Linked DNA regions of Homo sapiens: all the other regions are linked to region 2. Evidence: chromatin loops called from intact Hi-C (ENCODE). Cell type or tissue: heart right ventricle. All regions are shown on one strand.

Region 1 (8,000 bases), 410 kb before region 2:
AAAAAGCCTGACACCCACGGCTTAAAGTGAGAACTTCCGTCCCTCTTTGCCTACTCTCTCCCTATTAGTTTTTTCTGAGTAATGTGTTTTTTCCATTTGAATGTTGCCTTTTCCAAAACTACTTATGGCCTGCCCCACCCCCCATCCTGTGCTTATAAGGACCCCAGATTTAGCTGGTAGAGAGAAGCAGCTGTACTTCAGAGAGAGGCAACTTGATTTCAGAGGAGGGAGGCAGAGAGGCTGCTTGACTTCAGGGGAGAGTGACCTGTCCTTTCCATCCCCTTTCCAGTTCCACTCTCTGCTGAGAGCCACTCTCATCACTCAATAAAATTTCCACATTCATCATCCTTCAATTTGTTCATGTGACCGCATTCTTCTTGGAACTGGACAAGAATTCAAGACCTACCAAATGTGGGTACCAAAAAGGCTGTCACACTGGCCCTTTGCCCTCACTGGTGGAGGGCAGCTGCCCCACGCAGCGAGACAAAAGGCCCACTGAGCTGATAACACACTGCTGTCTGTGGACAGTAGAACTAAGTATTGCAACATGCCCTCTGGGGCCTTGGGATCGCAGGCGCCCCCACCTGGATGCTGACGCAGGGCCTGCACTGAGTTTTCTCTGCTGGCGCCAAAATGGCCAGCTGGTTCCTGCATTGGCTTGCCTACTCGCTCCCTCTGGCAAGAAATGGAGTGTGGTGGGCTGGAGTAAACCGAGTTTGCTCTTGTCTGCACAGAAGCCAGAATTGGCGGGCTGGTTCCTGCACTGGTTCGCTCATGTGCTCCCTCCTGCGAGGGGTTGAGCATGGTCAGCTGAGTAAAAGGGGCACCCTTCTCGTGAGTCCTGCAAAAGGGTCAAGAAAATATCCTGCCTCACTCTCATCCATGTCCCCTGGAGAGCATGCACCTCCAATGCCGATGCTCTCTTGGGAGCAGGAAGAGGGAAAGTGAATCAGGAATATTGGGTGATTTTAGCCTTTGGTCAGACATACTTTATGGCAAATTTCCACCAAAGAGGCAATTTCAACAAATACAATATTCTGTGGCAGACACTGCTTCTTTCTCTAATTCGCATAACACTAAGAAAACATTTCCCTCTATTAATGGAGATAGGAAAGAGACAGATAATGGATCCACTGGCAAGGCGTGGCTGCCCTCCACACTATTGATTTTTCTAGCCATGAAGTTGTCTCAGGCCAAATGCAGTCAGCTGAGAGGCAGTAATGGAGGGGGAAAGGGTCTATCGTGTGTATATGTAATGCATGCTGCTAAGTTGATGAATCTTTTGGAAGGACTCTGTTTGCTGTGGAAAATAGGCCAGGGTATGCAGGCCATCAACTGCGTGGAAGATTTCATTAGAAACAGAAATTCTCCACTCAATGTGGGCATCGTTTTCTGCCTGCCGACTCTGTGGCTTCCTGGCAAGGCCAGTGAATGAGGACCCTGCAGCAGCTGCGCACATTTCGACAACAGTATTTTGTTGAGTCTCAACACAGAATTCTTTCATTCTTTAACACAAATTCTGAAATTGAGATGGGCCTTACTATTAGCAGCAAAATAGACTTGCTTGGTTCCAGGCAGAGGATGGAGCTCAGAAGCTGTGTCGTTGCTGTGAGGACACGAACGTGCCATACATATGACTGTGGACCAGCTCCCTTCGTGTGGGCAGCGTTGCAACTGGCGGCATTGTAGTTCAACTTTGTGCTCTTTACTTTGACCTAATGTGTCATCACAAAACCCCACTATAAAATTATGTAGCTATACTTTGTTGTAAGTTAAAAATTATATGTTGTACATACAATTTATCTGTTTTTATATAAAATAAAAGTTAAGCTTCACGGAGGAAATTGCCTGCTGTGTTCCAGCCAGGAGAGCTCAAGAACCTCCCTGCGCTTTGCAATGAGTGAGGGGCACCTTATGGTCCACTGAAAAGCAGAGTTTCCAAGTCAGGAACAACTCTCTGTTAAGAAGAGGGCTCACGTTTGAAGGAAACTCATCTAACAGTCACATAGGATAACTGTGACTTAACCAAGTGGCAAATGAGCATGAGGTCCTGGCATTTTTGAGGTATGTTTTGAAATAATTTCTATCCATGTAGGACAGGGTTCTTTTATTTTTTTATTTTATTTTATGTTTTTAGGTTCAGGGAGCATGTATGTGGGTTTGTTACATGGATAAATTGCATGTTGCTGAGGTTTGGGGGTGAGTACTACCATGATATCATCACCCAGGCAGTGAGCATAGTACCTGATAGGTAGTTTTTTGTGTTTTTTTTTTCAACTTTTATTTTAGGTTTAGGGCTGGATTACAAAAAAATCACTGGTGGGTTCTATGCTTAGTACCTGGGTGACAAAATAACCTGTATACCAAACCCCTGTGCACGAGTTTACCTGTATAATGAACCTGCAGCAATGGGCACACAGAGGGGAACAACATGTAGGACAGAGTTCAAACCTTAAGGGATCAGGAGCAGGAGCAAGAGTTGGTAAAAATAAAAATAAAAGTCTACCATCTGCGGCTGGGTGAAAGGTCAGTGGGCCGGGGCATTCCCAAACTATTCAAACTCATTCTCAGGACTCGGCTGCCAGCAGAGGAAGGATATTATTGTCAGTTGTGTGCGTGTTTCAGTGTTGTGTTTTCCCTCTCAACCCCCGAAAAGCTGATCTCAGGAGGAGCTGGGGAGCTCTGGGCTCTCCTAGACCAGTCTGAGGATGCCACATAATACAGAGTTTTGGGCTTTTGGAAAGACACCGAGATGCGCTCTGCGAAGCCTTCTCAGCCCTGATCAGTGGCACATGGAGGACGCTGACCCAGGCAGCACAAGCCTGCCGGCAGCCTCTTTCCATGCAGCGCTGTAATTTCTAAAGAAGGGAATCCGCACGGTGAGACTTGGGTGTATAAGGCATTCTGGGGTTGAAAAATCGAAAATCATGATTAAAAATGACCTATCGGCATCTGTGCAGAGCCTGTAGACTGGCACTGGGGGCTATGTGTCACCTCGGCCCATTGGATCTTATTGATTTGTCTGGTCATTCAGCCTCTGGTCGTTCAAGCCCAGGGCAGGCAGCTCAGCAGGAGCAACAATGGTGAGTGTGGGGTGCACACCTCTGCAGGTCAGGCTTCTAGGGCAAAAGGGAATTCCAAAAGCCTTTGCCTAAGACACTCTCAGAGTAACTGATTCACAGACAAAGATGAGATTGCTAACATTTTTATTCTTGTGATTTCGTGAAGCAGGAACAAGTGCAGGTAATTCTGCAGGCTCAGGACTCTGAACGAATCTCCACTGGGGATACAGGTACACATTCCATCTGCATCTTTCAGGCAGACAAGGGGAATGAGCAAGGAAATTCTCTGCCTTTGAAAAAAAATGCACCTACAAAAAGGTGCAAAAGCTAACAAAGAAACAAAAAAACAAGCAAAAAACAAAGACAAACCTGGTTCTGTGTCAAGGCTTTGCAAATGCCAAATGGAAAGTTGGTTTTTCTTTGCAGCTCCCTGCAGCCTCCTCCACCTGCCCAGAAGCTCTAGAGACACTGCCTGGGACAGATTCTTGGCAGGTGGGATTTGTGGGGCACCGTGGTTCTCTTTTGCCCCTGGAAATGGTAGGCTGTGCTGGGGAAGAGAACGTGTAGGTCCTCAGGGTCTTTGCTTTCTTGAGGAAAAAAATGACTCAGCTTTCTTGGTGGTTAGAGCCCACATAATTTCATTTCAAGGGCTTGTTTTATATGTGGGAAAATTGCACATACACCCAATATACGATTGTTGAGGGTTTTTATAGATCCCCTTCACCACCAGGGGGCCCATAACTCCAGGTTAAGAATACCCCGAGAGAAAATTTTGCAGAGTGCAGGAAATGAAACCAAACCATATTTCCACAGACACCACAGTTAATATTTTGCTTTTCTTTTCAGTCTTTCTCAAAAGTTTATGCTTTCAAAAAGCCCTTTTCCATAAAAATTATTCACAAACTCTTTTTTGATGGCTACATAATACTCCGTCTCCAAATCATAGTTTACTGTTGGATTTTTAGGCTGTTCCCATTTTTTGACCATTAGAAACAGCACTCTTGTCATCACTGTGTGGATATAATTTTGTCTCTTTTTCATTTAATTTCCCTTGCATATACTTTTAGAAGTGGAACGACTAGGTCAGAGATTTAAATAATTTTTAATTTCTTGATACACATTGTTAAATTCTCATTTTCAGATATGTTGTCCCAATTCTCAATTTCAACAATAGTAGAGTGAGTGGAGTGGGCTTCCTATGCCATCCTTGCTGTCATAGACTGCTAGCATTTTCAATGTTTACAATTTCTTGGGTAAAACATGCCATTCCAGTGTGGCTCAAATCTGAACTTCTTTAATGACTGTGAGCGCAAACATTCATACAGGCACTTGTTTGCATATTTGTTTCTTCTTTTTTGAAGGTTCTGTCTCTTGTTTATTTTTTTCTTTTCTTTTCTTTTTCTTTGAGACAGGGTCTTGCTCTGTTGACCAGGCTGGAGTGCAGTGGCACCATCTCGGCTTACTGCAACCTCTGCTTTCCTGAGCTAAAGTGATTCTCCCATTTCAGCCTCCTGAGTAGCTGGGACTACAGGTGTGCACCACCATGCCTAGCTAATTTTTGTATTTTTAGTAGAGACAGGGTTTTGCCATGTTGACCAGGCAGGTCTTGAACTTCTGGGCTCAAGCAATCCTCCTGTCTCAGCCTCCCAAAGTCTTGGGATTACAAGCATGAGCCACCACACCTGGCCTATTTTACAATTAGGGTTTTCTCACCAAATTTGTGAGTTCTTGAAATATTATAAATAAACTTTCTCCTATTTGATGTCAACATTTCCCCTTTTGCTTACTGCATTATTTAATTTTGTTTATAGTAATTTCAGTTCTATTAGTTTTTTTGCTATTTTTTATGCAAAATCTCCTACCCCTATGCAAAAGAAAGGTAACTATTCACCTACAGTTTTTCTAATACTTCTATGATTTCAGATTTATATTTCACCTTTTAATCCATTCAACATTTATCTTGATATGTAACATGAAGTTAGACTAGAAAGCTGATTTATTTTCCCTCAATAAGATCAATAATTTTCCTAGCAGCAAGTATTGACTAATCCATTACAGTTTGGTTTGTGATTTGTAAAATATGTTAAGTTCTTATCAATAGAAATATGTGGTAGGCAGAATCATAAGACATCCCTGAAGATCATGCACATCCTGGGACTATGAATTTTCACTTAATGTCTTTTGTGACAAATTTTACTCTTGTGATTAGGTTAGGTTACGCAGTATGTTTGACCTCAGATAGGGAGACTCTCCTGTCGGCTAACCTAGTCACATAAACCCTTCTCTGGCTCTGCTGGCCTAGAAGACAGCAGAGTGCCTGTAGTCAGTCAGTGAGGAGACATGTACCCTAGGCCCATGGCTACAAGGAACTGGATTCTGACACAAGAATAATGAGCTGGGAAGCAAATATTTACCTAGAGCCTTCAGAGGAAGACTCAGCCTGTCAACATCTTGATTTTATGTTTGTGTGACTCTGAGTAGAGAACCCAGCCATGCCATTGCAAAATTCTGAGCCACAGACCTGTGAGCTGGTGAAGTGTTGTTTTAAATCATAAGTGTGTGATAATTTGTTACACAGCGTTGAGAACTATTACACCTACATATCCTGGTATATATACACCTGGTATAATGTGTTCAAATTAAATTTGAAGAATACAAAGTCATTGCCAGTGGAAAAACTGGGTGAAAGAGGTGGTTCCTTCCATGAGACGGAGCAGTGTGTCATGCGGCACAAAGGACACTAACAAAACAGCATTTTTTCCAGAATTACAAAAAGCATAGAAAGAGCTCCTGACACCCTTCAGCCAGATTCTCCAATTTTTCACATTTTACCATATTTGCCTCATCATTCCTTCTCTCTGTAGATAGAGATGCAATTGTAAACACACACACACACACACACACACACAGGTCTTTTTTAATTCACAACACTTCTGACTCACACCAGTGTGTTGGTTTTTTCCACACCAACGACCAAGGGTTCTGCAACTCTCCAAACACAAACTGGGTGTCCAGTAACTCAGTCCTATTTTTGTTGTGGGTGAGCAGTGACTGCCTGGGCCGGTGGTGCAGGGGTAAAATAATTTATCAAGACAGTGGTAGGCAAAGAAAGGCAGATTTATTAGAGGAAGTAGGAAAATACGTTGTAAGAAAGCAACAGACAGAATCAGCAAGAGAGGAGCTGACTGCAAGGAGACAAAGGCTTGGTGGGGATTTTATAGAATAGTGTTTATGCTATAAGCTGAAGAAGGGTTTGTGCAGTGCTGAAAATGATGAGGTTCCAGTGAACTCGCTTGCAGGTATCCGGTGACAGTTGGGCACAGGAAGATCGTGAGTTATTTGCACAGGAGGGCCATGTGTCCTGGACCATGAAGAAAGGCAGACTTAGAGCTTATCTGTTTCCTCTTTTTGTTTTCCCTTGGTCCCACTAGCCCTTTCCCTAATGAAGACTCCATAATTCTGACATGAACTACCTGGAGTTAGCTGACCCCACAGGTTTAAGGGCTCAGTCCCACGAGATAGCCCCCAGTTCAGACTCCAGTTGCAAGAACCAGGTCCTCAGTTTGCCTACACTTCTGTCTACTTTAGCTACAAAATTGGGGTTCCCACACCCCCATTCAGGTTTAATAACTTGGTAGAATGACTTGCAGAACTTAGAAAAGTGCTTCACTTACTGTTACCAGTTAATTATAAAGGTTACAACTCAGGAGCAGCCTGAAGGAAGAGAGACATAGGGCAAGGTATGCGGGAAGGGCAGGGAACTTCCATGCCCTGTTTGGGCATCTCATCCTCTCACCATCTCCATGTATCCACCAGCCCTGAAGCTTTCTGAACCCCATAATTTGTTTTTATGGAGGCTCCATTACATAGGCACAACTGATTAAATCATTGGCTATTAGTTATTAACTCACCCTCCAGCCTTTCCTTCCTCCCTAAAGGTCAGGGGTGGGGACAAAGTTCCAAGTTTCTAATGAAGGCTTGGTCTTTTTGGCCACTAGCTCCAATCCTCAAGATATCTAGGAAGCCACCAAGAGTTGCCTCATTAGAATAAAAGATGCTTCACCCTCCATTCCAAGATGGCCGAGTAGGAACAACTCCGGTCTGCAGCTCCCAGCATGATTGACACAGAAGACAGGTGATTTCTGCATTTCCAACTGAGGTACTGGTTCATCTCATTGGGACTGGTTGGAAAGTGGGTGCAGCCCACAGAAGGCCAGCTGAAGCAGGTGGGGGCATTGCCTTACCCGGGAAGTGCAAGGGGCTGGGGGATTTCCCTTTCCTAGCCAAGGGAAGCTGTGACAGACTGTACCTGGAAAAACGGGACATTTCCGCCCAAATACTGTGCTTTTCCCATGATCTTAGCAACTGGCAGACCAGCAGATTCTCTCCCGTGCCTGGCTGGGTGGGTCCCATGCCCAGGGAGCCTTGCTTACTGCTAGTGCAACAGTCTGAGGTCAACCTGTGAGGCTGCAGCCTGGCAGGGGGAGGGGCATCCACCATTGCTGAGGCTTGAGTAGGTAAGCAAAGCGGCCAGGAAGCTCTAACTAGGTGGAGCCCACTGCAGCTCAGCAAGGCCTACTGCCTCTATAGACTCCACCTCTGGGGGTAGGTCATAGCTGAACAAAATGGAGCAGAAACTTCTGCAGACTTAAACGTTCCTGTCTGACAGCTCTGAAAAGAGCAGTGGTTCTTCCAGCATGGCGTTTGAGCACTGACAACAAACAGACTGCCTCCTCAAGTGGGTCCCTGATGCCTGTGTAGCCTAACTGGGAGACACTGCCCAGTAGGGGCCAACAGACACCTCATACAGGCGGGTGCCCCTCTGGGACAAAGCTTCCAGAGGAAGGATCAGGCAGCAATATTTGCTGTTCTGCAATATTTGCTGTTCTGCAGCCTCTGCTGGTGATACCCAAGCAAACAGGGTCTGGAGTGGACCTC
Region 2 (8,000 bases):
CCAGGGTGCATGCCGGGCATAGCACATGTGTCCCTGAGAGGCCCCTGATCAGGGGTGGAAACCCAGCAAAGTGAAAATCAGAAATAGTGATTCTCCAGTTCCTGTTCACAGATAAAGAAAGAAAGAAATAATAAGCAATACTAGGCCTGGTGTGGTAGTTCACACCTGTAATCCCAGCACTTTGGGAGGCCAAGGCAGGCAATCACTTGAGGTCAGGAGTTCAAGACCAGCCTGGCCAACATGGTGAAACCCCGTCTCTACTAAAAATACAAATATTAGCCGGGCATGGTGGCGGGCGCCTGTAGTCCCAGCTACTCAGGAGGCTGAGGCAGAAGAATCGCTTGAACCGGGGAGGCGGAGGGTGTGGTGAGCCGGGATCGCACCGCTGCACTCCAGCCTGGGTGACAGAATGAGACTCCATCCCAAAAACAAAACAAAACAAAACAAAAAACAAACAAAAACAACTAAAAGGACAGTATCTTTTTAGCACCCATCAGTGTACAGGATGCTGGGGAGGGTACTGTGAACTTACCCATGGTGAAAGTCCCTGTGTTAATGGATAAGCTCAATGCTCAGAAAATGCTGCTGACTGTGGTATTGCCCCATTTAAAGAGACAGTTTGCAGTACGTTTTCAGAAGTGGCATGCAGCCTCAGAGAAAAGTCACCAGGGGCTGGCATGATTCCAGAAAATGTTACAGAGCAAGTGGAATTTGACTTGAGGCTTGAAGGATGGGCAAGATTTAAATAAAATTCAGAAACGGTAGAGAGGGAGGGGCTGGGGGGAAGGCTGCCCACTGGACTGTCCTGTTTGCCTCCAGGAGAACCTACAGGCAAGACATGGTCTCTTCTCAGGTGAATGGGAAGCCAAGTAGGGCTGGCATGGGTGAGCCACAGCTCGAGGAGGCAGGCCCCGGGCCCTGCGCTGCCTGTCATGGCTCATGAGTGATGGGAGAGATCTGGGCAGGCAACCTCCTCTCATCCTGCATCATCAGCCTGGACTTGGAACTTGGCTGCTTTTTCTTTCTGCAGTTAGCAGAGGGCCTTGGCCAACACATAAGCCTTTCTGCCAGCACTTGGCATTCCAGCTGACCTCGACCCAAGGCCTCTGTGACTTCAGGAGGCGGCAGCTGGGAAGGGTCAGGGCAGTTCCAGGCAGAGCACAGACGTCAGCTCAGACATCCTACCCCCCGCCAACCCCCCGCCCCCGGGGTTTCCAGAGCAACCAACACCACCAAGCTCCAGGACACTGGAAAAAAAATCTTTGCAAAGAAGCAAGGGGCCATCTCAGAAAATCCAGGTCCCCCAAATTGATGTAGGGAGAGGAGGGCTTTGACAGCATTCAGCACTCCAGAGGGTCACGAGGATACAGAAACCATTTGGAGCCACCTCTGCTTCTCAGCCCCACCCAGGCAAGCCCTGGATCTTCAAGGGACTGATTTGTACCTGGGAATAAACTCATGCATGGATGAGATTCAGAGTCAATCACACCCTAAAATGCAGAGCCCATAGTATTGGTGAGTTGTTCATGTGTCTCTGAAGCAAATTTAGGGCTGTGGTTCAAACATCGTAAAAGTTAAAAAAAATTCACTGGATACACACAGTAGGCTCTTTTAAATTAGCCTCATTTGAACTTAATTACATATTTAAATACTCAAATAATAAATGATGGCTGGGTGCGGTGTCTCATGCCTGTAATCCCAGCACTTTGGGAGGCTGAGGCAGGCTGATCACTTGAGGTCAGGAGTTCGAGCCCAGCCTGGCCAACATGGTGAAACCCCGTCTCTACTAAAAATACAAAAATTAGCCATGCATGGTGGCGGGTGCCTGTAATCCCAGCTACTTGGGAGGCTGAGGCAGCAGAAGCACTTGAACCCAGGAGGCAGTGGTTGCAATGAGCCGAGATCGCACCACTGCATTCCAGCCTGGGTGACAGAGCAACACTGTGTCTCAAAAGAAAATTTTTTTTAATAAAAATAAAAAATAAAATAAAATAAGTGAGTCCACTGAAAGCGGTTTCTACCTTGATAGTTGGGTGTGTGGCGTCATCAACATCACAGAAGGCTGATCGATATTACCAGGTGTGGTTGAGTGCAAGTGTTTGAGGTCTCGTGGGGGAAGAGTTTGGAATTCAGAATCCATTGAGGCCTTCACTCACCACTTTCCCTCTCTCGCTGTGTTCCCAAATGTGCCACTTTTCTGTTGGCTCACATGCACCCATGCTCTATTTGATATTCAGGGCTCTGAATTTCAAGCCAGACTCAGTCAGTGTGATTGTCACTGCTTTCCTGTCCTTCCTTTATCATCTGTAGACTTGGGTCCCGTTTTTGCAGGTTGATGTTCTGTCTTCGCTGGGCTCTGGACTCACTGCTCACGAGTGCGGTGTCTGCATGGGCACTGCCCAGACATGCACTGTTGGTCCCTCGATGGCTGCATGGTCAGGCCTCAGGGCTCTCTGCCAGGCCGACCTACAGCCCATACAGACCTGATTTCTGGGCCTGGATCCAGGGGATGCCATCTGGGAAGTGCGGGATCTTCCCACGATGTCACTGTAAAACTCACCAGGGAGGTTTTAGAAATTGAACCGGCATCATTCAGATTCCATCCTGCTTTTTGGTCCTGAGAAAATCCTGCTTTTCCCTGAGTAACTGGGATAATGGGTCACCAGCTCCCATGCCCTAGATGAGGACTAGTTAGCATTTTCTAGTGCCTGGAGATTTCCAGATGGAAGCTGTACTTGGGTCTGTGTATCTTTGTTACAGGATTCAATAATTCATGCACTGAATTTCCCTTCCCGGCAACTCCAGACACCAAATCGCTTCCCATGGTGTCCCCCAATCACTTAGGAATTTAGCCTGTGTCTAAAGACCCTCTCTGCAGCCTGACGTGGCTAGCCATCCCAGTACTTCCACGTTTTTCATGCCTTTCTCCAACAGCGTTGCCGTGGCCCCTTAGGCGGCGATCGTTTTATCAATGGTCGCTCCCTCTTTTTATCTGTTGGCAGGAGCCCTTTTTCAACGCCCTCGCTGGAGTCTGGCCTGCACGCCTTGCTGAATGAAGCCGGAACCTCAGCCCCGCTTCCCTTTGAAATGAATGTTCCTGGGGCGCCCTCTCGTGGATTTTGGAGCTAATCGTCTGTGAATGCCAAGTGATGGCAACTGCCCTCCCGCCGCGTCTCCAGCCGGTGCGGGGGAACGAGACCCTGCGGGAGCATTACCAGTACGTGGGGAAGTTGGCGGGCAGGCTGAAGGAGGCCTCCGAGGGCAGCACGCTCACCACCGTGCTCTTCTTGGTCATCTGCAGCTTCATCGTCTTGGAGAACCTGATGGTTTTGATTGCCATCTGGAAAAACAATAAATTTCACAACCGCATGTACTTTTTCATTGGCAACCTGGCTCTCTGCGACCTGCTGGCCGGCATCGCTTACAAGGTCAACATTCTGATGTCTGGCAAGAAGACGTTCAGCCTGTCTCCCACGGTCTGGTTCCTCAGGGAGGGCAGTATGTTCGTGGCCCTTGGGGCGTCCACCTGCAGCTTACTGGCCATCGCCATCGAGCGGCACTTGACAATGATCAAAATGAGGCCTTACGACGCCAACAAGAGGCACCGCGTCTTCCTCCTGATCGGGATGTGCTGGCTCATTGCCTTCACGCTGGGCGCCCTGCCCATTCTGGGCTGGAACTGCCTGCACAATCTCCCTGACTGCTCTACCATCCTGCCCCTCTACTCCAAGAAGTACATTGCCTTCTGCATCAGCATCTTCACGGCCATCCTGGTGACCATCGTGATCCTCTACGCACGCATCTACTTCCTGGTGAAGTCCAGCAGCCGTAAGGTGGCCAACCACAACAACTCGGAGCGGTCCATGGCACTGCTGCGGACCGTGGTGATTGTGGTGAGCGTGTTCATCGCCTGCTGGTCCCCACTCTTCATCCTCTTCCTCATTGATGTGGCCTGCAGGGTGCAGGCGTGCCCCATCCTCTTCAAGGCTCAGTGGTTCATCGTGTTGGCTGTGCTCAACTCCGCCATGAACCCGGTCATCTACACGCTGGCCAGCAAGGAGATGCGGCGGGCCTTCTTCCGTCTGGTCTGCAACTGCCTGGTCAGGGGACGGGGGGCCCGCGCCTCACCCATCCAGCCTGCGCTCGACCCAAGCAGAAGTAAATCAAGCAGCAGCAACAATAGCAGCCACTCTCCGAAGGTCAAGGAAGACCTGCCCCACACAGCCCCCTCATCCTGCATCATGGACAAGAACGCAGCACTTCAGAATGGGATCTTCTGCAACTGATCGTCTCCATGCGCCCTGCTCTGCGGCTGTGTTCTTATTTATTGCATGCGTCGCTTCCACAGGGGCCCCTCAAGAGCTGTGACTCGGGAGAGCTACCTTACTTTGACCAACAGCCTGCCCAGTGTGGATGTCTCTTACAGAGGGGGCCCAAGGAATCACCACCCCGCTTCAGTGTAAACAACGTGCCTTGTCCACTTTGGGCTCCAGAGTCTTTCAGATGTACTAAGCTGCTGACATCATCCACTGCCTTCTGCTGCATCCTAGACACCCTCCCTGTTGTTCACAGAGAGGGAAGGTCGTGGGCCACACAATGCTGTGTGACCCTCTCCGTGTGCCTCTGAATGGTGTTTTGATGATTTTACACTACATTTCCTGTGCGTAGAATGGATGCTTGTATATTCGTACATCTCTATGTTACACAGAATTTGTGTTGCAGGTGTTTGCCATGTGGTACCTACATAGAATCTCCATACAACACACAGGTAACAGGTTATACAAGTGGATTCAGACTGAACCCCCAGTACAAGGACATTGTTTTGAACTAGGTGGACATGCCATCCCTGGTCTCCTTAGACTGACATGATTCTCATGTTAACCAAGTTTTAAAAGTTCAAATTCCCCAAAAAGGCTTGTCCAAGGCTGGCCCCAGATGTGTGGGTCTGACCCACACCAGCCCTGTGTCCTGTCCTTTCAGTCATTTGTCCCTGCGTAATTTTAATCGTATTCCAAAGCCCAATTATGTGATGGTTTTCAGGTTTCTGCAAATTACAGAAGAGCCAGCCAAGATCACCCAGGAGCTTGTGCCCCCAGATGGGCCAAAGAAAGAGCCTATGAAGGAGAAGCAGAAGCAGACGGCTGGCCTGGCTCACCTTCCCACGCCAGTGGGGCAGGGGTCTGCTTCAGGAAATGGAAGCTGTCCAGGAAATGAGCAGAGATTCACAAGACAGCACTTTGATTCTATGTTGAGTTTGTTTCTATATTAGAAAAGCAGCAAGTCAGTAATCCCCCGTGGCATCACAGCTAAGTAGCTGTGGCCACCGGCAGTTTCACAGCATCCTGAAAGCTGGCACTGATCGTGACTATCAGTGAAAGAAGTTTAATTTTCAGGTTAGAAAATGTGATCTGGCAGTTTATGCATTCTTCAGAGTAATGTAATAATACCTATGTGATGCTGTAATTTTACTTTTCAACATAAGTTGAACCCGTAGCAGTCTGTTTACCTTGTAAAGGGATTACTTAGAAGACATTTTTGTACATGCTCTTCCCCAAGGATTGTACGTATTATACAAATAGATGGAAAGAAAAGTGAACACGTTTGTAGAACTTTCATAAGCACACAGTTGCTGTGTTGAGTTCTCTTTAAAAACAAGGACAAAACCAACCAGCGTTCAAAGGAACCTCCCATCAGAGTCCCCTAAAGTATTTTAGGTTCAGTGAGCATTTGCCTGAATAAAACCTAAAAGAGTAGTCTTAACACATTACTAACTTTTTCTAAGAGAAATTGATTCCTGTTTTGTCATCTGATGCAATTTGCTCTTATAAAGAGACATTTTCATAGGTTCAGAGTAACTCACCTCCATGGGCTGACCAAAGGCTTTTCTAATTTTTGTTACTGATGAGATGAAACCTATTTGTAAGGAGATCTTCCCCAGGAGCATTTCTGTTGCCTTCTTGACATCAATGAAAAGTAGCATATTCTCTTATGAAATAGCATGAGAAAACACAGGGCATTTCTAGGACAGTAAAACGTTAAAGTACTGGATTAAGAAAACAACAACAGGCTGGGCGCAGTGGCTCACACCTGTAATCCCAGCACTTTGGGAGGCTGAGGCGGGTGGATCACCTGAGGTCAGGAGTTTGTGACCAGCCTGGCCAACATAGTGAAATCCTGTTTCTACTAAAAATACAAAAATTAGCTGGATGCGATAGCACGTGCCTGTAGTCCCAGCTACTCGGGAGGCTGAGGCTGGAGAGTTGCTCAAACCCGGGAGGCGGAGATTGCAGTGAGCCAAGATCGCACCGCTGCACTCCAGCCTGGGTGACAGAGCGACCCTCTGTCTCAAAAAATAATAATAATAATAAATAAAACAACAACAAAATGCATCAGAGAGCCAAAACATTCAGTATTGCATTTTCACATAGGTGATGAAATGACTTTGGAACTTTATCTGTGTTATAGTTATGAGTTGCTTTGGGAGACTTGGAGCTCTCTGTAGCTATTGTTCATAACACTTTGCTCCATAACCCTGATGTCCGCAGTATCTAAGTATCTCAGCCTTCATCCATTAACTCTACTAGGGAGCCCACAGCCACCATTTCCACTAGGAGGTATCAATATTTGTGGTATGACATAAGGCTCCCTTGAAATAACAAGACTTTTGAGCAATCTGAATTAAAAATACATCAAAAAAGTAATAGCGCTCATTTGCTAAATGCAAAAAATAATCACCTTTGATACCAATGTGCACCAATATGCCTAACTAGCTAGCCAGCTGGAGATAATTTACCAGGGAATGTTTCAAAGCCCTAACCTTGAAGTTTGGAAACAGGTGGTCTTCTATGCTGCAGAGAAACTATGCATTAGGTCTCTTTTCAATTAGAAACCTTTACTATTTCCAATGTATGTTTGTTAAAAATAATAATAATAAAACCAAAAGCCTTTGTGGAAACCCACTCTTCGTAGTCCATGTGATGGGATTGTTTTATCGTTTTCACCGGGTGCCCTCCCCACTGCAGGGGTGCGCACTGTTGTTGCAGGCTTGCTACCCACCTGTGTTTCTTAGCATTTCAGGAATTAAACCACATTCAGAACCCCAAATAACCTTTCCCCTTTCTTCTTACCCACTATCATAGGTGGTATTTTAATGAAGCGTCTGTGCCTTGGGTGCTATTTACACCAATTTTGGTAGGTCATACTATTTTGAGAATGGTCTTTTGATAGGGAGAAATTTCTAAGACCCATGGTAATAAAAGTGCAGCTCAAAGACATGGGACCTCTTGTCCTGCCCCATTTGCTGTTGTTTATGCAGCAGGAGAGAATAGGTCAGAACCAACCTTTGCACACTAGCTTTCTCCCACACAAACGGTCCATTTTAGCCTCTCTGTCCCACTTGCTATGTAAAGAGGAGGCCAGTGCTCGGCATAACTGTTCTGGTAGCGATGCTTGTTACAACTCATGATGAAATGTCCCAACGCAAGTGAGGACGCAGCTGCCCGCCCCAGAGCTAGAAGGTAAGGTGAGTTCTCTAGGAGTACATCTGCCCGGATGCATTTTCATTCCGCAGCCTTGATGAATGGGACGAGGCTTTGTTGTGACTGTTTTTTAAGCAGTCCCCCAGGGAATCACTGAAAATACCTACTTCTTAGAGAAAAGTTTCAAGCTCCCCTCCTCTCTTTTGTGAGGCAATACAAAATCCATCATCCAAATGAAAGATACTTTTCACAACAGCCTTTATTGCCTGCAGACTTACATGTATAGTCCTTTAAACAATTAACTGTTTAGAAAATGGTTGTTTCTCTCAACCCTTGAGCCAGTTATTCCACGCTGGTAAGACCCTTTCACAGAAATGTAACAAGGTGCATTTTATAGAAAACATCTAATTAAATCACCAGTTTCATGCTTTTAAGTTGTATCTACAAGTGCAAAACTGCAACACCCAAATGTTTTTAGTATCTAAGTCAGATATCCAAAAGTTAGCTCCATAATCAGAAATG
Region 3 (8,000 bases), 270 kb before region 2:
TAAATTACATCACCCCTTTGAAATCTGACAATGTCTGAATCCCTAACAAATCCACAAGGATTGCATATAAGAGATCATGGACCTGTTCTGTCTCTGTTTCACAAATGAGTTAAAAAAGAAACAAAGGTTAAATAACTTCTTCATATTTACACAGCCACACTAGGCTACTGCACCAAGCTGTCTCTTAAGTAGGATATCCAACATCAAGTAAAGTAGCTCATATATCCATCCACCTGTCCATATGTCCATCCATCCACCCACCAACTCACCAACCCATCCATCCATCCATCCACCCATGCATCTACCCATCCATGCATCCATCCATCCATCCATCCATCCACCCACCTGTCCATTCATCCATCTACTCATCCATCCACCCATCCTTCCACCTATCCATGCATCCATCCATCCATCCATCCATCCATCCATCTATCCATCCATCCACCTGTTCATTCATCCATCCACTCATCCACCCACCCATCCTTCCACCTATCCATGCATCTATTCATCCATCCATCCATCCATCCACGCATCCATCTACATCTACCCATTCATCCATCCACTCATTCAGCCACCCATCCATCCACCCATCCTTCCACCCATCCATGCATCAATTCATCCATCCATCCATCTACCCATCCACCTGTCCATTCATCCATCCACCCATCCATTTACTCATCCTTCCACCCATTCATGCATCCATTCATGCATCCATCCACCAATCCATCCACCCATTCATCAATCCACTCATCCATCAACCTATCCATCCACCCATCCATCTATCCATCAACCTGTCCATTCAGCCATCCACCCATCCTTCCACCCATCCATGCATCCATTCATCCATCCATCTGTCCACCCATCCATCCACCCATTCATCCATCCACTCATCCATCCAACCACCCATCCACCCATCCATCTACCCATCCACCTGTCCATTCATCCATCCACCCATCATCCACCCATCCTTCCACCCATCCATTCATCCATCCATCCATCCATCCATCCATCCATCCATCCATCCACCTACCCATCCACCCGTCCATCCATCCATTCATCCATCCACCCATTCATCCATCCACTCATCCATCCACCTATCAATCCACCCATCCATGCATCCATCCGTCTACCTATCCATGTATTTATGGATGAGTATCCATTCATCCATCTATCTATCCACCCACCCATTTGTTTGTCCAAAACATTTACTTGAGACTCTGTTATGGTTCAGACTGTTGAGGTAATGGTTCAAAGTTACTGGAAAAGTGGTGAAAACTCCTTTTTTAAAAAGTAGGAGCTGCAGAAAGCATTCTTCCATAGATGCTACTCAAGGGCTCTGGGAACTGAAGGAATGATTGTTTGTTTGTTTGTTTATTTACTTCAAGACAGTCTCGCTCTGTCGCCCAGGCTGGAGTGCAGTGGTGTGATCTCAGTTCACTGTAACCTCCGCCTCCTGGGTTCAAGCAATTCTCGTGCCTCAGTCTCCCGTGTAGCTGGGATTACAGGCACTCGCCATTATGCCTGGCTAATTTTTTTGTATTTTTAGTAGAGATGGGGTTTCACCATGTTGGCCAGGCTGGTCTCAAACTCTTGGCCTCAGGTGATCCACCCACCTTGGCCTCCCAAAGTGCTGGGATTACAGACATGAGCCACTGAGCCCAGCCTGAAGGAATGATTTAATACTGAGCTGCATCCTGGCTGTATCCGGTATTGATCAACAGAGTTCTTCCAGCTCTCTTACCATTTACTCAAGGGCAAGGACCACATCTCATCTCCTGTGTCCTTTATATTATCCTTACGGGGCCTATTTTAGTGTTTGGAGACTGTGGTCTCTCAAAAAACAACTGGGAGGAATCGAATGATTAATTTTCTATGTGCTGTAGGAGGCAGAAGGATAAAAACAGGGCAGTACAAATGCATTTCAGACGGCAGCCTCCAAAGGAATTGCAGAATTATTTTCTGAAAAACAGAATAAAGAAAGCATGCCTTCAAATGTCATTAGAGAAAACTACTCTCCAAGGGAGAGGAAAGGCTATGGGAAAGCAAAATAGAAAAGCAGTACAACTAAGTGCATATTCTTGCAATTGTGGGGAGGCCTGTGGGGGAAGGTATATGTAAGAGTCACAGAGGAAACAACACACTCAAGAGGTTATAACATCACAACAGAAGTGCTTCACAGGCTCAGAGCCAAGAAACACATCCCTAAGTTCATGGAGGGAACAGTAGATGAGGACATTCAGTGTGGAGAAATTGAGGGCAAGGGTAAAGTTGCATTCCACGACAGAGAACAGAATGACATCTACTCTGGAGAGCTGGGCACAGGATCCAGTTGCCTGGGAAGTACCCGCACCATTTCTGGGAATTTGGCTGAATCAGATGCGGAGACCTGGAGCTGAAACTTCCCACAGCTGTTGCCTGGAATGGAGTGGCGAGCTTTGGATTTGAATAACTCCATGGATTTAACCTGCAGGTTCTGGAGAAGACCAGGACATTTTGCAAAAGCATAACGCAAACCACTCTTGAAGGAAATGACTCAGACAAATGAAGTCTTTGCTCCAATGCTGGTATCTTGTCCATTTTTGACTCTTGACCAGGGGCTCACCCATAGATCTGGTGCTGGGACATGCCCTGCTTCCACATTGAGGTCTCTTGCCCATGTTGGACCCTATGTTCACCCTGGAGCCCCACCTGCCACCTGGTCTTGGCTTAGCATCTTTGTCTTGGGACAGCACGTCCCACGTCCTGAGCTATGAACAGGAAGGAACCCTGAATCTCAGGATGAGATTGTTAACTTTAAAACTATTTTTTTTTACATGAGAACCTCTCCTTTTCCCACAAGAAAATCTAGTGCCCAACCCCAATCCTTAAAACAGATAAAAGTAGAGGCTTTTGGGTGGAGGCTAAGCAGTGGTGAGATGGAAGGGGGTTAGCAGAATGAAACCCATGCCCCTCAGCTTTCCAGGCCCTGGGACCTGAAGATACAGTAATGTGGTAGGTTACTATTTTAATGAATTACATGGAATTTTCATTGAGAAAATCATCAAGGGTATACTTGTATACACATACACAGTTTTGATATGTATATTTTCTGTATTCTGCATTATGCTTCCATAAAAGATGGAAATACTTCACCAATGAAAAGATAATAAGGAAAGAGCCAGATCCTAAGTATGCATTATCTAGTTGAATAAAATTAGAACTTAGATTTTCCATATCACATTTCAGATGACATGCTGTTTAGAGAAATTAGAATCACAAAGTTGAATCTAATCCTTGTATGTGTTGCCTATCAGTTTCTGAAAAAGATTATTTTAAAAATCATATAATGTTTCTCTGGATTCTGTAGTGATTCCAAGGAAATTAAAATGAACTTTAGAGAACCCTTTAACCCCCTCTCCCCAAGAATAGTTCTTGAAAGGATTGCTTAAGAATTCACCACCACTGCTCCCCACTCTCATCTTTAATTCATTTTTCGTGATTGTGGGGGAAGAAATGGAGCTTTAGGGATGGGGCAAGGGATGAAAGAACCAGAAACCCAAAGCCAGAACTAGGCTTTACTTTCATGTGACTGCACCAGATTACTCAGGAAGAGGGGGAAGCTCAGTTTTCAAACAGACATGCTCACTCTGCAGAGGTTGAAGTGGGGAGGTGTTAGAGATCCCAGGAAGCAGGGGGTGCCCGGGATTACTCAGTGTTCCCTGAGGGTGAAGACATTTCACAAAGTGGGGTTGCTTTAACAACCTTTCTTCCCTTCCTTTCCCAATTTTACAAACCATCTGTTGCTGTCTGGGACACATCGACCCTGTTCAAAGCGCGGCTGTCCCAGGGGAGCAGGCCTTGTAACAGTGGGCATGCCTTGTCATGGGTGTCGTCAGCTCGTTACTGATGGTGTATGTTTGCCAAAAGAACTTGCTTTTTCTGCTAGTATTGCCAAGTTTTATTGGAAACATGTGGGTCCTATGTCTTTTGGAGAAAACAGAATCTCCACTGTGCCAAGAATTTTACATGCATAATCTCATATATGTCTCACAAATTCCTAGGAATGGCTATGATTGTCCTCTGTGAAAGGACAAGGTTTGGAGACATGAAGTTGCCTGAGATCACACAGTGAGTAGGCGGTGGAGGCAGGATTCCTACTCAGACAGCCTTAATTAAAATTCTGGGACTCTTAATGATTTCACTAGCCATGCAAATGAAATACTTTAGTGTGGCAGGAGGAAAGAAACTATATACCACTCTAATTAGTCACTGGAATGTGTAGTTAATGTAGGCAATGACCTCATTCATTTGTAAGCGTTTGATGGGAGGAAAGTTCCACTAATAAAATATAGTTTTAAAAAATGAGATTGAAGACTTCATTAGGAAAACATATTAACTTATTTCCTTGGAATTAGAATACATGTAATGCTTTATCTCAGTTACGTAAGCAGAACAAAAAATTAATAGGCAGTAAAGATCCAAAAAGGTGAAAACAGAAAAATAAAAACTCCCATTAAAGCAGTATAAGTAATTGATAGACAACCAGGGGTTTATTTTTCTTTTGTAGAAGTAAACAGCCTCAGATCTCTCTTCTCCTGCTTGCTTATTCTGTACAGACATTTCCTTTCAGGACTGTGAAGATGTCATGCCATTATCTTCTGTTTTTACTGTTTCTGCTGGGAAATCAGCTGTGTATATGTCTTACTGTTGCCCCTTTGAAGTTAATATGCCCTTTAAATTTTTTCTGGATGCTCTAAAGGTTTTTATCACTGTTGTTGATTTCCAGCATTTTACCATGATGTTCTCTAGGTATGGTTTTCTTTGTATTTACCCTGCTTGTGGTTCACTGAACCTCTTGCTTCTATGGGTTTCATGATATTTGAGAAATCTTCAAATATTGTTTCCACCATAATCTCTTTCTCCTTCCCTTGTAGCACTTCAATTGTATATATATTAAACTACTTCATCATGTCACATTTGTTTCTTATATACTTTTTTGGTATTTTATACCCTTTTAAATTCTCTATTCTTTATTCTGGATTTTTCTATTGGCCAATCTTTCAGTTTCCTAATCTTTTATTTGACTGTGACTAATCTGCTGTTAAATCTATCTATTCAGCTCTTAATTTCAGTTATCGCATTTTTCAGTTCTAGAATTTTCATTTGGTTTATTGATTTGAGTTTTCTGCTGAATTCACATTTGTCTTCTAATTTCTTGAATATATGAATCTTAGTTATTTAAAAATCTATTTTTGATCATTCTCATATCGGGATCTGTTTCTATTACCTATTTTTTTTTTCTTTTGGTCCTACTTTCTTGTATGCCTGGAAAGTTTTCATTGCATAGTAGATATTGTATATAGGAAACTGTAGAAGCTCTATCTCTGCTGTCTAGTAGAGTAGCTGTAGGTGGCGATTGAACACTTGCAATGTGGGTTGCTTTTGTGTCAGGTACCCACTGGTTCATATCAATGTGCTCCTCTTTCCTTGAGACATTGGCCAAGTTCTAGCTACCAGGTGTCTTCAGACAGATCCTTTGGCATTTTGTCCAACTTTCCAATCGGGCATCAGCAGGATCAGGCTGCTACAAACCAGACCCTTGGAGCCAGAAGTGGGCTTCCATGGCCATCTCCTGCACTACTTCCTCCCTCATAAATACTAATCTACTTGCTTTTCCTCTTCTCTGTTTATCACTTGGATTCAAAAAAATCTACTAGAATATGTCCTCCATGGAGAAGTTTTCCAAAGTGAGACTGGACTGCCCTGTATTCCTCTGAAGGTGAAGCTGCTTAAACAGAACCTGACCAGTCAGGTCCCCAAAGAGGATCAGGCTTGGACTCTGCTGGGAAAAAATATAGGAATTCCGACATCAGCAGCTGCACTCTTGACTTTTGTTACACTTGCTTTAAAAACTTAGAAGCGATAATAGTAGCTGGGTGGTGCATACTTGTAATCCTATCTACTCAAGAGGCTGAGGCAGGAGGATTGTTTGAGCCCAGGAGTTTGAGACCCAACTGGGCAACATAGCAAGATCTCGTTTCTATTTAAAAGATTAATTTTTAAAAAGTAAAGAAAAAGATATTTTGAGGCTAACCTCCAGATCACCTCTTATGTTATAGAACTTTGGGAGCTGGAGTGAGTCCAGAATTACTTGTTTGCTGTCTCTAGAATGTTCTTTCCACTCCAACATCCCTTCTAATGTGACAGTGGTGAACAGTCTGTCTGCCCAGGTTGACACTTAGATGTTCACAGACAAGCAGTGCCCTCCAGCTCCAGCCAAGGGGTATGGCCTTGAACTTAGTGCTGCTCAACACGGGAAAAGCTAAGTGAAGGATGGGCATGTAGCCCAACTTTCCTCTTACATACCCAACATCTGTGCTTGGATTAAATCAACCACATACTACCCTGAGTGTACCATAGTGCAACCAACCAAAGAATCTTTATTGAATTTCACTTTGGATGAATGCCATTGGCAATGATGGAAGATGGCAAAAGAAAGCTTATTTTGCTTGTGGGAATTTTTTGTTTTGTTTTGTTTTTTAACTGAGACAAGGTCTTGCTCTGTCACTCAGGCTGGAGTGCAGTGGCACGATCTCAGCTCACTGCAACCTTGACTTTCTGGACTCAAGTGATCCTTCCACCTCAGTCTCCCAAGCAGCTGGGAGTACAGGTGTTAACCACCATGTCTGGCTAGTTTCTGTAGTTTTTGTAGAGATGGTGTTTCAGCCTGCTGCCCAGGCTGGTCTTGAACTCCTAGGCTCAAGCAATGTACCTGCCTCAGCCTCCCGAAATGCTGGGATTTTAGACATGAGCCACTACACCCAGTCCACACTCTTACTGTTATGGCTACTAATTTTCTCATAGAGTTATAGCTACTGCAGCTCTTTCCAGTCTTACCTCCTCTCTCCAATGTAGTATCTACACTAGCCAGAGTAATTGTATTAGTTTTCTAGTGCTGCATAACAAACTAGCTCCAAACTTAGTGGCTTAAAACAACAAACGTTCATTTTACCATGTCTGTGGATCAGGAATCTGAGCAAGGCTTCACTGGTGCCTGACTCAGGATCTCTCACAAGGATGCAGCAAAGGGGTTGGCTGGGGCTGAGTGATCTGCGGGCTCAACTCGGATAGGATGCACTTCCAAGCTCACTGACGTGGCTGTTGGCAGCCCTGAGGTCTTGGCTGGCTGTTGGCTGGAAACATCAATTTCTTGACCCATGGATCTCTACACAGGGCAGCTCACCACATGGCAGCTCCCTTCCTTTGGAGTGAGCAAGGGGTAGAGTGAGAGAGAGAAGCCAAGACAGAAGCCACAGGCCTTTTGTAACCTAATCTCAGAAGGGCCATCCCATTCTTTTGCTTGTATTGTATTCATCAGAAGCAAGTCACTAAGTCTAGTCTGCACTAAAGGGAGAGGATCACACAAAGGCATGAATTCCAGGATCTGCAGATCACCAGGGGCCATCCTGGAGGCTTTCTGCCACATCCCCTGACTACACAAAGCCAGCACGCCTCTGCTGGAAATCCTCCAGGGGGTCCACCGTGCTCTTCAGATGGAGTGCAGACCCTGTTGCATGGCTGGCAGGGCCATCCAACCACGCCACTCACCACTCTGGGCTTATTTTGAGAGGCTTCATTCCTGGCCCATTTGTTTTTTCTACAAAGAAGAAAAATGGATTCCATTAAGTTTCATTTTTTTCTCTGTCCCAGATGATATTTTCAAAAAGTAGCAAACTTACCTAAAAAGCCCAAAACAGGATGCTGAAAATGTCGCCAGACTAATGTACAATCCAAGAATGGGTCCCTGAATAATTTACAGTTCCCTGTAACTGAACAGAAACGGGTAAAAGCAGTCAGCGGCTAGCACTTGCTACTGTGTCAGGTACTGCCCAGACAACTTTCCATGGATTGACCCATTTACCCTCCGAAAGCCCTAAGCAGTGTCCTCATTTCACAGATGATGTGCAGGCAGGTCAGAGGCGGGGGGCTGGCTTGGAGCCTGCCCCTATGCCACGTATGCT

Evidence for each region. A loop is a pair of places that touch in the nucleus more often than their neighbours do. Peaks named below come from ENCODE experiments on the same cell type or tissue, not always from the same donor. Only the 100,000 strongest peaks of a DNase experiment are listed, where the experiment ranks them.
Region 1: it touches region 2 in a loop (16-fold over the local background); 101 of 110 quality-filtered maps call a loop at or near these places.
Region 3: it touches region 2 in a loop (2.4-fold over the local background); 55 of 110 quality-filtered maps call a loop at or near these places.

What each region holds. Positions count from the first base shown.
Region 1 is chr9:88,590,195-88,598,194 of GRCh38, forward strand. No RefSeq gene overlaps it. Among named protein-coding and RNA genes, the nearest start is that of LINC02843, 58 kb to the right of the region's middle. RefSeq lists an enhancer at 3,707-3,866. In heart right ventricle, a CTCF peak has its summit at 3,793 (motif pointing right); a DNase peak (open chromatin) is centred at 3,786; H3K27me3 peaks cover 911 bases.
Region 2 is chr9:88,998,052-89,006,051 of GRCh38, forward strand. It overlaps S1PR3 (sphingosine-1-phosphate receptor 3), which reads left to right. Exons shown (of 2, transcript NM_005226.4): 2 at 3,003-7,104. The coding sequence starts at 3,150. The coding sequence ends at 4,286. It overlaps SHC3 (SHC adaptor protein 3), which reads right to left. Exons shown (of 12, transcript NM_016848.6): 12 at 7,720-8,000. Among named protein-coding and RNA genes, the nearest start is that of S1PR3, 11 kb to the left of the region's middle. RefSeq lists enhancers at 495-996, 997-1,496. In heart right ventricle, a CTCF peak has its summit at 3,115 (motif pointing left); DNase peaks (open chromatin) are centred at 1,060, 2,380, 3,090 and 3,670; H3K27ac peaks cover 2,286 bases.
Region 3 is chr9:88,730,070-88,738,069 of GRCh38, forward strand. No RefSeq gene overlaps it. Among named protein-coding and RNA genes, the nearest start is that of MIR4289, 12 kb to the right of the region's middle. In heart right ventricle, no CTCF peak of the experiment used is centred here; a DNase peak (open chromatin) is centred at 3,818; H3K27ac peaks cover 2,946 bases.